2 separate regions of the Mus musculus genome follow, and region 1 is linked to region 2. The links are chromatin contacts, found by POLR2A ChIA-PET in ENCODE. All regions are on one chromosome and are shown on one strand. The core of a region is the stretch at or near the end of the contact, and the rest is flanking DNA. Distances in the headings are between cores, read along the strand shown.

Region 1 (6,892 bases), core at 1,637-4,136, 49 kb before region 2:
GGGCGGGAGGGAAGAGGAGCAAAGGAGATGGGAGGAATGACCTGGATCCCAATATTCCCTTCCAAGAGGTATGTCTCCAATGACCTACCTCTACTTGGCTCCCACCTCACAAAGGGTTCACTGCTTTAGAACAGGATCAGCTGGGACTGATCCTTCAACACACAACCATCTCCCACCCAAATCCTAATGCAGCCTTTTGTTCCTTCACCACATGAAGATAAATCTAAACAGTGCCACATGGCTCAGAAAAGACTTGTAACACACACCCCAACTCTGCTGGCACCGGGCTCTTGAAACTTCTGCTTCCAGAGCTGGGAGAAACAGACGTTTATAAGCCACCTGGCCACGGCATTTTTTTGTTGCAGCAGCCTGAAGGGTTGGTCTTAGACATCTGTATCAATTCAATGTATCTTCACAAGCCTATGAGGCAAGCTGTGGGAAGCCGTCCCCACATTTGCCGTTGCAAGATGGCGCTGACATCCTGTGTTCTAAGTGGTAAACAAATAATCTGCGCATGTGCCAAGGGTAGTTCTCCACTCCATGTGCTCTGCCTTCCCCCTGACGACAACTCGGTCGATGGGCTGCAGCCAATCAGGGAGTGACACGTCCTAGGTGAAGGATAATTCTCCTTAATAGGGACGGGGTTTCGCGCTTGCTCTCTTGGTCTCTTGCGCTCTTGCTCCTGAAGATGTAAGCAATAAAGTTTTGCCACAGAAGATTCCAGTTTGCTGCGTCTTTCCTGGCCGGTCACGAACGCGTGTAAGAGCAAGCGTTCATCATTTTCGTTTCCACAGGCACAAATGAAGTAACTTGCCCTAGGTCATGCAGTTGTCTGCTTCTATGGTCCTGATAATGAATTATGTATACACAGCCTGGAGCACCACTGACAATTCTTCTAGGTCTGGAATTCTGGATGATGTCATCACTGCAATTATAAAACCCAGGCTACAAGATGCATTTTATGAAAACTCTTTTATCTGAAACATAACTGTTGCTTCTCAAACTTTGGGTGCCCAGAAGCCTACAAGGAGACTCAGAATTCCAGAGCAAAATTCCTAGAATTTCTGAGTCAGTAAGAGTGATGTCGAGGACCCGACGAGTCAATGCATAAAACCTATTTTCTGACCCTGAGTCCGTGCTCCCTCTTCATACGCCCCTCCTCTGGAATATGCCTGCTAAGCAATTTTTCTGTTAGTGCAGCACAGGTGGCTCAGCTCAGAATACTGCTTCTCTAGACACCTCTTACTAGACAGACATCTCACCCTTTCTAGTGGGAGACTTCAGCCTCTTTCTTTTCTTGAGGTCTGGGTCTTTTCTTGAGGCCAGGGTCCTTATTACTCTGCTTAACTTGCTCAATTATTAATTTTACACACAGGAAACGTATAAGAGATTAATGAATAATGATAAGGAGAGTGATAGATGAATGATAGGGAGATCATTCTAGAAAAGCATTGTAGTGCCCACAAAGCCTAAATGAGTCATGTACCCCTCAGATTCATATGTTGAATTCCCAAGCCCTGGCATCTCAGCATATGACTGTATGTGGTCAGAGGTCTTTCTAAAAGTAACTAAATTTAAATCATACTATTAAGGTTGTCTATAACCACTACGATGACAATGATGGTGATGATGACGATGACCACGAAGATGAGGAGGAAGAGGAGGATGAAACATTTAAGGGAGGACAATGGGGAGACACAGGCAAAACGTGCCATATGCAAGCCAAGACAGGCCTCGGAAAAGGTCAACCAACTTTTTTTTTTTTTTTGAGAAAATGTATTTGCATTATTGAACACAGTGTGTGGTAAGTTATTATAACAAGCCTGGCAAACTAATATAGGATCGGACCATGCACATTTGCTAAACTGCAGAAATAAAATATTACCACTTAAGCTAGAATTCCATAGATTCTTTAATGTACCAACATGGCTGACCCCTTATTGCAAACAGTGGAGACATGGAGAATATGGGTGGGTGGGTAGGAGGGAAATGGGGGAGGGATACCACCCATAGGCTCCCAATCCAGTCCTATCCCCAAGGCTAAACAGAGAGAGACCAGTTTAGTATTAGAATGGCAGAAGAGATATGGAAGTGACAGAAATCATTTGCTCTGCTGTGGAATGACAATGTTTGCAGTTAGAGTAAAAAGCATTAGAGAACCCCTTGAGGACAGAAATGACAAGAAGACCCCCGCGGGACTTGACGAGGAGGTGGATGAGGACATCCTATGAGAAGCGTCAGAAGTGAGGGCAGAGATGCACAGATCTTGGCCAGGAATTTAACTTTTAAAAGAGATGGGAAAACCATGGAAAATCGAATTTGGAGTAGGCTTTGCCTGACCCAACTGCTGTCTTAAGTTGGCTGTGCCAGCTGGGGCGTAGCGAGGATGGAGATCTAGACCTAACGCCTGAGGCAGGATTCTGTTACTCAAGGGCTGGCCAGGAGCGGAAATGAGGTAATGGTGGAGGCATCAGAAAGTTCCAAAATCCAACCCTTGGATGCCTCTAGATGTCTGGAGAGTGGAGACAGGAAATCATCCAGTAAACACAGAATCAAGGAGCTGAGGGTCACCAAATGCAAGCCTTGCCGCCTTGGTGATTTCTTTCTGGTTTTTAAACGAAGGGTGGATTTCTTTGCCTTCCCTGAGAATTCAGTTCAAGCTGGATTTCACTAGTTCTTTCTATCCCAACAAAAGATCTCCATCTTTACCCTCCTCCTTGCACCTTTGCAAACCCAGGGGGAGTATGGACAGAGTCTAAGCACTATCTTAAGGTCATGCAGGCATGGACACACCCAGGAGCCCCTTTCCCGACGAGCTGGCTGACCAAGCAAGCTACCCCGTAGGAATGTGGGCACCGATGGGGACCCTGGCTCTACTTGGATCCCTGGCCGCTGGGGCCTTTTCGACGCGCCTAAGTCCAGTCCAGGCGAGGCCAGGGCCCGGGAGGCGGGCCGAGGGGGCGGGCGGAGGCGGGGAGCAGCAGGCCGACTCCGGGAAGAAAAGAACATGGCTCCTGCGGCAGAGGGCGGCGGCACTCCCGGGCGCGCTGGGCGCCAGTGAGCGCCATGGTTAACTCCAGACGCGTGCAGCCGCAGCCGCCCGGGGACGCGGGACGCTCGCCCGCGCCGCGAGCGTCCGGACCCGGGCGCCTGGTGGCGGGAGGCGCCGGCCTAGCTGTCCCCGGCGGCCTCGGGGAGCAGCGGGGCCTGGAGATCGAGATGGAGCGCATCCGGCAGGCGGCCGCTCGGGATCCCCCGGCCGGAGCCTCGGCCTCGCCGTCTCCTCCGCTTTCGTCCTGCTCCAGGCAAGCGTGGAGCCGCGACAACCCGGGCTTTGAGGCAGAGGAGGATGACGACGACGACGAGGTGGAAGGAGAAGAAGGAGGGATGGTGGTAGAGATGGATGTGGAGTGGCGCCCGGGCAGTCGGAGGTCGGCCTCCTCCTCGGCCGTGAGCTCGGTGGGCGCCCGCGGCCGAGGGCTCGGGAGCTACCGCGGCGCGGCTCACCTGAGCGGGAGGCGGCGCCGGCTAGAGGACCAGGGCGCGCAGTGTCCCAGCCCCGCGGGCGGCGGGGACCCGCTGCATCGCCACCTCCCGCTGGAGGGCCAGCCACCCCGAGTGGCCTGGGCAGAGAGGCTGGTGCGAGGGCTGCGAGGTAAGATCCGGACTCTTGGCGTCCAGTGCACGCTTGACAACTGCCTGCGCGCGGGCTCGAACCCCTGTCCTACAAGGGTGGCTGTCTGCTGCGGCTCCACCTCGCATCCTCTGCGTTCCCGCCTCCTTCCAGAGCGCCTTCCCTAACTCCTCTAATTCGGCGCGATTTCCGGTACCCATCACCGAATTTTACTGCGTTCTTGTTGGTGCAAATTCATTGGACGCCTCCCTTCCTCCCTTCCTCTCTCCTTAAGATGCTAGCACATTTTGGAAAACAAAAGCAAGCCGTTAATACCTGGGCTTTTGGAGGACGAAAAGTGAATATTCTAGTACAACTGACAATAGTTGGAACTTTATGCTTGCTAAATGTCACAAATGAGGAACAAGTTTATTCCAGAGCCCAAGCTTTTCCTTTGGTGGCGATGTGTCATGTCCCTTCAGCCATTCTAGTAGGGACCTACAATGTTATCCAAGTTTTGAGACAAATGCCTTTAAACAGGTCATTGTCTGAAGGTTTGGTTGAGAGAGAGGTTGTTGACAGAAATGTGTAGAAACACATTTTTGATCATTTCCAATTCTAGACATTTCTTAAACAGTTGCAAACAAAATTATTATACCTCGCCCGTGTCCCCCCCCCCCCCCCCCCGTGTGTGTGTGTGTGTGTGTGTGTGTGTGTGTGTGTGTGTGTGTGTTTAAAGACTGGAAGCAAGGTCCTTTGCCATTCCAACAAGATGATTGCTTTTCCAGATGGTTAATGTGTCAGCATTCCAACGAGCACGCAACTCTCCACACGGCAAGAAAGGACACGGATTTTCCAATAGCTAGTTAATCTCGTGTTCTTAAAGGTTTGCAGCCGGAGGTATCCAAGTAGAAGAGTTTCACTAACTCTCCCCCACCTAGTTATTTTAACCTCTAGCTTTAAGAGTTCCAGCCCAGGATTTGTTGTTATTTTCCCCTGCAACAGAAACTATCCAGGCAGTGTGAGTTAGGCAGGTCAGGCCTCCATCCAAATCCTGGTCCTACTACTGTTTGACCTTGAGGTTATTATTTAACTGCTCTGATCTTTTAATTTTTAGTTTTTTGTTTTTGTTTTGTTTAGAAAAGAAATAACTAGTACATAGCCCTCGATGTGTTGAAAGAATTAAATGAGAAGACATCTAGAACGGGCAGCGAATCTTTGCTGTGCTATGCTTTGAGAGTATCACAAATGATGAAAGAATATCTGCTTTTACACGTGCAGACTAGTTAATGTGACTCAGGGCATTGTGGAAAACCAAAACATCCTTTTGAGGTGACTGTAATCAATAGACTAGGAAAGCACTAAGTTTTTTATTTTTTTTGATGTCTAGAGCAGCATAAAACAGATTGTTATTTTAAACTACGTAGGAGGTGCTTTTAAAAGTATTCACTGAGGTGACTGAAGTGACATGCAGGTTTCTTATAAGCTAATACATATGGAAAGTTACATGATCAGTTGGAATATTTGGTTATATAGATAACTTTGAACTCAATAATGGGAGACAATGAGATAAAATGTATACTTTTATATTGGGAACTATATGTATGTATATGTGTGTGTTTATTTCTTTTAAAGAAGAATTTTGTAAACTCACAATAAGACAGACTTTATTAGTGGGTGCTCTGTAGAGGTTCTGGGAGAGTAGGGTGCAGGAGAGGCATGGAAGCTATAATTCCCTTCTCAGGGTCTTGACCTCTGCATCTCTGCATATATAACCTAAGTAGTATCTAATAAACTCTTGTGTGTAATAATAATAATATGATGGCACACCTGTCACAGATGTATTTCACAAGGAAGCAGACTTGGGGAGTTATTAATTATTTTAAAATTTAACCCTTTAATTTCTGTTACAAAAATGTAGTTGGCATTCTTGTGGCTTATTAAATAAGTATTAAATGTTTAGCACATGCTATGAAGATAGTGTACTGCTAGAAGCTCTAAAGCAAAATAAGCTACGGTGGCATATCACTATTTTACAAAGGACAGAGCCCAGAGATGTAAAATCACTAATAATAAATGACATATGAATTTTTTTCCTGGCTTGTGGGATAACATCATGGAAACCCTATGATCCTGTGAATAATCACCAAGGATCAGAACAGAAAGTGACTTTTGCGATATCCACAGGTAGTGGGGACTGTTAAGGGGGATGACTGAAATCTCCAGTGGTCAACTGCTTCCCTGTCAACTCATTCAGGCTCTTGGAACCTCAGCTTCTCAATTATAAAATGAAAGCATTGGATTAGTCTCTGATGCCCTTTCTGCCCCCACCCGGGTAGCAGACAGGCAGCAAAGGCAGCAAAGGATGTTCCCCCGTTCTATAAACTTACCCTTTCAGCAGTGAGTAGTCAGGGTTGAGGAACTGCTTCTGGGATACACAGTATCTAACTGGGGAATTAAAATGTATCTCTATATATTAAGTTGAAGGCTTCTCCACTGCAGAGCATTCTGAATGACCTGGACTCAGCAACTTGGTGTCTAGGACAGGTTTCAGAGGTAAATATGGCGGGCAGGCAGGTATGGTGTGTAGCCACCAGTGAATTGGCACCGAAAGCCTGGGCCAGAGGAATCAAAGGGCAACTGAATGATTTGATGACAGCGCCCCAGACATCATCTTGGAAGTTACACTCACCACTTGGACTCCTGCTGCATTGGCAAATTGTTAATACACATAACAAATATGATATAAATACACATGACAAATGATACAATGTAGCCATAGGTCCACAGTTAACAATCTCTGTCACATAGTGCTAGGGCTCAAATGAATAAGAGGGCTACTCTTATTTTTCCTAAAATGATCAGAGCTTGGCACTGCATGTACGGTTTGATAAGTGGCCATCATTATTTTCTCTCACATATAACTTGCATTTCTCCTGCCTTTCCTTTTGATGTCTACAGAGGAGTGTATTCAGTTATTACAAAGGCTATCGAGGATGATAAAAGTCTGAACTTGGCCATTCCAAACAGTACCACGCCAAAGTGCTACTCCCGATCCTCCATTCTTACTTGCAGCTCATAAGCATCCGTGTGCAGGGACTGATTAATTTGGCCTATTTTGAATCTTTGGACCCATTCTTACTCCATCACCAGTATAGTGTTATCCTAAATGTGAGGTTTTTCAAGAGGGAGTAGAGGAACTTTTGCCCCTTAAGGGGTATGTAGAAGTATCTGAATGTATGAGTGTGTTTTTATAACCCCAGGAGGGAGCAGGGTTAC
Region 2 (7,716 bases), core at 905-3,404:
GGGTGAGCCTGAAAGATCCTGACAGAATGTAAAAGGTCACAGAAGCCCTGAAATTGGCAAGATAGATTTCACTGTTAGCAGAACTAGCTTCACTGATTTAGAAAAATAGAGGTGCACAATGCTCTGGCCACTCCTTGAACCCGTGTGTCTGCCAATGTTTTGACCGTTCCTTGAACCCAGGTGTGTGCCCACTGCTGCACCTCACTGCCAGGTGTTTGTGATATTGGTTGCTGAGAAAGAGTCGGAAAATCTTCCCAGCAACCACAGCCGGGCCAATCCTGAGTTGCTACACCTGCACCAGACTCTTTCCTTGTACCCCTCCCATACCCATTTCTTGAGAATAGACATTGTTTAGTTCTGGAAACCCCCTACTCCTCCCTTCTCCTTTCCCCCCTGAGGGCCTATAAAAACTGGCCTTTCCCCTCGTGGTCGAATCCTCTACCCCTGCGTGGGATATGAGTCGTCCCCAGAGCTCTGGCTTTCCCCGAATAAAGCCTCATGTGGTTTACATCAAGCCTGGTCTCTCATGAGTTCTTGGGTGTCCGCTATTGTCCCGACGCCTGAGCGAGGGGCTCCTCACGGAGTCTTTCAAACCCACAACCATCATGGTGAGGTGTATGACATCAAGCAGGTAAACATGGCGGTGAGGCAGTAGCCCAGAGCTTACATCTAGATAATAAACATGATGCAGAGAGCTAACTGGTAGTGGTGTGTGCTTTTGACACCTCAGAGATCACCCCAGTGACATATCTTATCCAATAAGGTAACAACTCCTAATCCTTCCCAAATAGTTCTACCAGTTGGGGACCATATATAAGAAACCATGCATGCTCAATATTGCTCAAAAAGCTAAAAGTAAATCTACCATGACTCAGATCCACTCCTCTGCATATGCCCAAAGGACATCCTCCTACAGATGCTTGCTTAGCAGTGTCCATTGCTGCTCTGTTCACCATAGCTAGCGAGGGGGAACCACCTAAATGCCCTTCGAGTGATGGACGGGCAATGCAAATGTGGCACAGATACACCACAGGATAAAGGAAAATGACATCATGATGTTTGCAGGTAAGTGCAGCTCTTGCCAAGATGCAGGCATTAAATAGTTGCTGGGGAAAGAAAAATGAACAATCTCCCACCCACATTCATTATTTTCATATTGGGCAAAGACATCTAAATAGAAATAATTGCTTGGAAAGTGACCAAGCCACTTATACAGTATCTACTGTTATATGCAAGGCAATGTAGTGGATCCTGATCATGGTAAAAATTTTTTTTAATGTGCATCTCTATCTGTCTACAGCTTACTATTGAATCAAAAAAACCTTATTAAGTCATGTGTTTGAGATACATATATGCATATTTGCACATCTCATTTGATTTTATGTATTTCTGTTGCTTTGTAACATAATGGTCAGATATATACTCCTGAACAATTTATTGATTTTATACATACACGACATAATAACCAGATAACAACAGAAATGACAATTTTCGGAGATGGGGTCAAAATATGAGTTCAATTCTTAATGTATTTAAAACCTGATGCCTTTTTAAATTAAAAAGAATTTTAATCTAAAAATAAAGAAGTTTAACTTTCACCCCTCATCAAAGCTTCTTTTCATACTGGATAGAGAGCATGACAGACACCCACAAGTAGCAATGTCCCAGTTCTCCCAGTACAATGTGCAATAACTATAAAATATTTCCAAGTTTCTGTATAATGCATACATACATCCTTCTGATAAAAAGTTTTATAAATAGCTTTAAGGGCTTGGTTGGGAACAAATTTTGGCAGCTGTCTACAGTGAACAAGTATTTTAGTCCTTCCCTAACTCATGCCTTGACTTCTCTTGAGATGCAACATACTTTGGGAGATAAACAGACTTTTTCCATAGTACACTACCAGATTTTCCACCAGTTGAACCACATCATTTTCGGAAAGCTCTCAGAATTGTTTGTATTTAGCATTCACATTCAAATGAAACCGCCAGTGCACACAGTCACCTCAGCAAGGCATTTTCTAACAAAGGCGCAGTGATGACCAACGACCTCAGTCCCCACCCCGCCCCCCGCCCCCCGCCCCCCGCCCCCCGCCAGCAACCGAAGTGCGGCCGCGCGTGCGCAGAGGACTCGCTGCACCGCCGCCGTCCCTCCGCAGTGACGTCAGCCGAACGCCGAGGAGATCCCGACCGGTTTCCCACCGCTCTGTGGAGTCGGCGGTGTGTCGTTGGTGTCCCTATCGAGCTGGGTCAGGAGGGCGCGGAGCGGTGAAGCCCTTCCCGAGCCGCGGCGTAGAGGCGGTTCGCGGCGGCTGGAGCGGGGAGGCGCGAGCCGGCGCGGTCGCGGCGGGCGGCGCGGGCGGAGCGCGAGCGAGCGGTGAGTCGGCATGGCGGCCCCCAGGCGAGCGGGCGGGCTGCGGCCTCTGTCCAGCTCGGCGGCGGCTTGGCGGACCGGGCTGTGCTAACACACGCAGGGGAAAGCCACAGACCCCCGAGTCTTTCCGGGGCGTTCTTGAAGCGAACAGACCTTAAATGAGATCTGGTGTCACCGGGCGCTTCCTCAGCCCCGGCATTTGGTGGCTCCCGTGAGCGTCTCTGGGCACATAGAACGCCTACCTGGCCCGCAGGCAGTAGGTGGTTTCTGGACCGCGAGCTCCGAAGAGTTAAACTGTGTGCCAGGTGCAGTAAACTCAGGAACTGGAGCGAAAGGAGTGAAGAGTTGACAGCACTACCGGGAATTACTTCAGTATTCCTCACCCGGTTCTAATAAGTAGTTTTTTGCAATATTCTGAAGCTGTGGAAATGCTGGATACGGGGAAGGTGGTTGCGATTAAATTAAGAGAAAGGACGGGGTGCCAGGATTTTAGGAGTGTGTTTTGCCGTCCCTAGGTTTGCCTGCTACATTTGCCCTCAGAAATTTACCTCCCGTAGGAGATTTTCAGGATCATATTTACAACCAAAATCAGAATATTATCAGCTTAAATTGACACTGGGCATTATTGTTAACTTGAACTGGGAAGCCCCAGTTCAAGAAACTCAGCCAAGGTGCATGGACAAGAACGTTGATTGTTTATAGAGTACTGAAAACACTGCAGTATACTTTATACAAATTTGAAGGCATGTATTCATGATATGCCCAAATATTTGGCAGAAGTTATTCTTTTGAATGCTTTGCAGAAGACGTCTTAATCTTAAACACTCATATAAATACTCTCGCTTCATTTCAAGCCAAAATGGGGATGCTAGCTTCTTTATACTTAACAGTTATTTTGATACCAGCAAGCTTTGTAGTTCCAAAAGATGGTGTAAGTAGCATGGGTCGCCTAAGGCCATTGGAAACCGTGTTCACATTACAGTTCATAACAGTAGGTTATGAAGTTGCAACAAAAATAATGTTATGGTTGGGTCACTACAGCATGAGGAACTAACTGTATCAAAGTGTTGCAGCATTAGGAAGGTTGAGAACTGCTGACATAGAGGTAAAAGAAAACACAAAAGAAAAGAAAGCACATCACAAAATAGAGACCAGGATAGTCAGCCAAATGAAACATTCTGGTATTATGAAAATAAACCATGTAGGCCAAGTTTAATTCCCACCACTGCTGTAATGGAGAGGCATACATGTGTGTGTGTATCAAATGCCTATATATTATGTAGGCTGAGTTTCATTCCTACCACTGCCGATGTAGAGAGACATGCATGCGTGTGTATCAAATGTCTGTATGTAGTCTAGGGGTTCCCACCCTCCTCCTTTTCCTCTCCTTTCACTTAGAATAGGTCTAAACCAATAACCAGACCACAGCAAGGAAGCATGGATAGTTACTGTTTCTAGAACCCCGTGTTGAACAGAATACCTAATTTGATACTGTAAAGTGTATTCATTAAGAAACTTCTGGACCTTTCTTGGAGAGTGAAATTATTAGAAAGGTACCAGGGACAGATACAAGGTGACTGTTTTATACAGTCCATCTAATTGCCCTTAAGTTTATTTGTTGGTTTTTTCAAATTTTTTAAAATTCACTTTATATCTTTATGGTTGTCTTTTCCCCATCTCCCCCTCTCACAGTTCCTCCACCTCACTCCTTCTTCTCTAAGTGGAGGCCCTCCCAACCCTGGCACATTAAGTCTCTGCAGGGTTAGATAGTTCCTACTGAAGCCAAACAAGACAGCCAAGTTAGGGGAACAGATTCCACAGACAAGTAACAGCTTTTGGGATAGCCCCTGTTCCAGTTACTCAGGACCCAACATGAAGACTGAGCTGCACATTTGCCTGGGGGTGGAGGGTTTGGGGGTGTGTTGAGGGGCTCATCCGTGTATGGTTTTTGGTTGGTGGTTCAATCTGAGAGGTCCCTAGCGTCCAGGTTAGTTAACTGTGAGTCTTCCTATGGAGTTCCTATACCCTTAGGGGCCCTCAGTCCTTCCCCCAACTCTTCCATAAGAGTCCCAGAGCTTCATCCAGGTGGAGCCTCTCAGAGGACAGCCATGCTAGGCTCCTGTTATGTGCGTCCTTTTGGGTCTGGGTTACCTTTCTCAGAATGATGTCTTCAGGGTTCATTCTTTTGCCTACAAAATTCTTGATGTCTTTGTTTTTAATAACTGAATAGCATTCCATTGTTTAGATAGATGTAGCACATTTTCTTTATCCATTCTTCAGTTGAGGGCCATCTAGGTTGTTTCCAGTTTCTGGCTATTAAAAATAAAGCTGCTATGAACATAATTGAGCAAGTGTCCCTGTGGTATAGTGGGGCATCTTTTGGGTATATGCCCAGGAGTGGTATAGCTGGGTCTTGAAGTAGATGGACAGGGCTGTGTTTAAGAAAGGTTAGTAATAGAGTTTGAGACTCTTACCAGTTAGGTTCGTTCAGCGTGTACTCTGAAATTTGGGGTTTTCAGCTCAGTGCTGACCCATGCATAAACACTGCCTAGTTTGTCCATCCTAAGCCTCCTGTTAACTCAGAAGGCATAGGTATACAGGCAGCTTCTGAGATCTTTGTTCACGCCTAGCCAGAGTCTTCTGCGATGCTTAACTCAGGCAATGACTGAAAGTTTTTCAGATCTGTTTACTTTGAGAATGGAGTTAACATAGCAATTTTCCTTTGCTCTGACAGCTTTGGTGTTTCCTTCATGTTCCAACATTTTGGATGTTAGTTTGCTTTCCTGAGAACACTATTAAAGAACCATAGCATAGTTAAATTTTAATTGCCTCGCATTGCCAGAATGAACCTGTTTTTGTTACTGGCCTGATCTGTTTCTACTTAGGAGGAATAATGATTAACAGTCAGTGTTATGCAAATAATTTTATGATGTCGCAGCATTGGGAAGTTGAGAACCACTGCTGTAGGGGATGGATATCTCAAGCTGGGTCACCATTACTTTGCTAGGCATTGTACTATTGAATGAAGGAAAAATAGATAACAAACCAAGTGCCAGACAGATTTAAGTTGTAGACTCAATTTGAACCACAAAACAATTATTTTTAGTAATAGTAACTTACAGAAACGCAGTGCGAGAACAGTTAATTTGTAATTTGTAACAGTTAATTTTTAGTTGAAAGGTTCATTTAAACATAGTTGTTAACTTTGCTTGTTTGGTTTTTGTTTTAATCTAATTGTCAGTGTTTTACAGAAGGAATGAAACTAGATGAGAACACTTACAATAGAAACAGTTAGAATAGCCATGTCCCAGAAAACAGCATAAAACCCATTGTTCCTTATCACTTCTTAAAAATGTTATTAAGATCAGATCTGTTTTAAGAAACTGGTTTTAAGTATAGATAATCAAATTCTGGTTGTATACATTATTTCATCAAAATGTTTTCTCTTTAGAAAAACTTAAGTATGTATCTAATTATAGCCAACTAAATTATACATATATTTCCTTCTATAAGCTTTGTTGTGGAGGCTGAAGAGGTGGCTCAGCTGTTAAGAGCACTGGCTGCTCTGTTCTTTTAGAAGTCCTGAGTAATATTTAACAACCACGTGGTTTACTGACTTATGGTCATCAATATTGGGATCTTCTGATGTGTGGGTGTACATGCAGACAAAGAATATATATACACACATATATATGTGTGTATATATATGTATATATATTTAAACAAACATTTAAGAATTCATTTTGTGTAATCCTGTGTTACATTCTTATTTTTCATCATTTTCCTTACCAAACGGTATATTTTCTTTATAACCATTTATTTTTCTTTCTTCCTTAGTTCTTTCTTTAAATTTACATTTTGAAGTATTGCTTACACATTTAGTGAATTTGGACAAAATTATATTTTAACACCAAAATAACTCACTTTACATCTTTTTCTAGATTTCTGATTAAAATGTAGCCACTTTCTCTTTGTAGTCTTTGCCATTAAATTGAATGTCATTTAGAATTTTTAACTGTCACTTCTTAGTAAGGACCCGTGAAAAGAGCTATTTAAAATTTATTCTTATACCAAGTTTATAAAAGCTCATTAATGTGAACATGTATCTTCCTTTCATAGAAATTAAGGAGCCAAGATTACTTGAATATGTATTTAGCCATTGATACTTTAGTATTTCAATTTAAAGCTGACTCAAATATTTTACCTCTATTACTTTATTTTTTTCAGATGAAGCAGTTCTTTTAGCACAGTGGTTTTTAATGTCCCACTCCCACCCTCTCTTTCTCCTTGTTCTCAAGTAAACATTTTGACTTTTACATTCCAGTTAGGTCTACTTGAAACAGAAAACTCCAGCTGACCTTAAATAACAAAAGAGTCAGCAGAAGAAAAAGAAAAGCTGTTTATGTGATTACCCTACAAATTGTAGTTTAAGTAATGTCTTAGAGGTGTTCATGGTCAAGCAGAACACTAAATTAGATGATGGAAACAAAAAATAATTTACTAGAAAAAGAGTAACTAACATAACAACAAGTCGAATGATTTAAAAACTTGCAGGAGAAATCCTTTCAAAAAAGGATGCCTTTGGGAACTGCCAGCAAAGCTACACATGCTGGGGGCACCAAAGCCATGAGCAGTTTACCTAAGAACCCTTCCTTTCTTTTTCACTTGCTTAGTCAGCGTGCAAACTCCTCAGCATCTCTGGTAAGGTAAACCTTGTCTTTTCTTATCAGTCTGTGTCTACTATAAACTTCCAGGTTCCCACCCACTGGACCTAAGTCTTATTTAATTAACCTGTTTATTCTAGTCCATGCCCTACCTCCCCATTACCTCTCTCTCAGTCCCTGAACCTTGGTGTCATGCTCTCTCATCTGATTCTTCCCACAGAGCCTCTCTTTGCCAGAAGTCCCGCCTTTCCTCTCCTGCCTCAGCTGTTGGTCATCAGCTCTTTATTAAATCATAAAAACAATACCAGAGACCCGAACAGTGCTCAGCAGCTCTCTGCTGGTACAAAAATCAACATTTGAATAAAACAAAGACAACTTTTACACAGTGCACAAAAAACTTACCCCAATAAATGAAAACCACAGTAAGTGTGGCTTTCTCATTTATAAAGGTATGTTGAATAAGCTCTAAGATATAGTCCTGCAAAGATTGAAGAATAGAGCGAGAGAGTTATGTAGAAAGCATTTCATCATCCTAGTAAGGCCAGAAATTAGCAGGTAGAATGTCCTTTGGAGACTGAAGTAGTAGAGACAAGAAGTTTGCGGTCACTGGGTAGGACACAAATTTAGCACTGGTATTCCACAATATTACATACTCCCATTGAACGTGAGAGTCATGTTG

What was found. ChIA-PET counts read pairs that join two places held with the same protein, here RNA polymerase II (POLR2A).
Region 1: POLR2A ChIA-PET joins it to region 2 with 19 read pairs in Patski. The contact joins the promoter of Pkd2 here to the promoter of Thoc2l in region 2. POLR2A ChIA-PET finds 5 or more read pairs at or near these places in 2 of 5 experiments (Patski and embryonic stem cell).

Annotation. Positions count from the first base shown.
Region 1 is chr5:104,456,571-104,463,462 of GRCm38, forward strand. Pkd2 (polycystin 2, transient receptor potential cation channel) reads left to right here and starts at 2,887. Exons shown (of 15, transcript NM_008861.3): 1 at 2,887-3,655. The coding sequence starts at 3,067.
Region 2 is chr5:104,506,196-104,513,911 of GRCm38, forward strand. Thoc2l (THO complex subunit 2-like) reads left to right here and starts at 2,155. Exons shown (of 8, transcript NM_001166581.2): 1 at 2,155-2,376.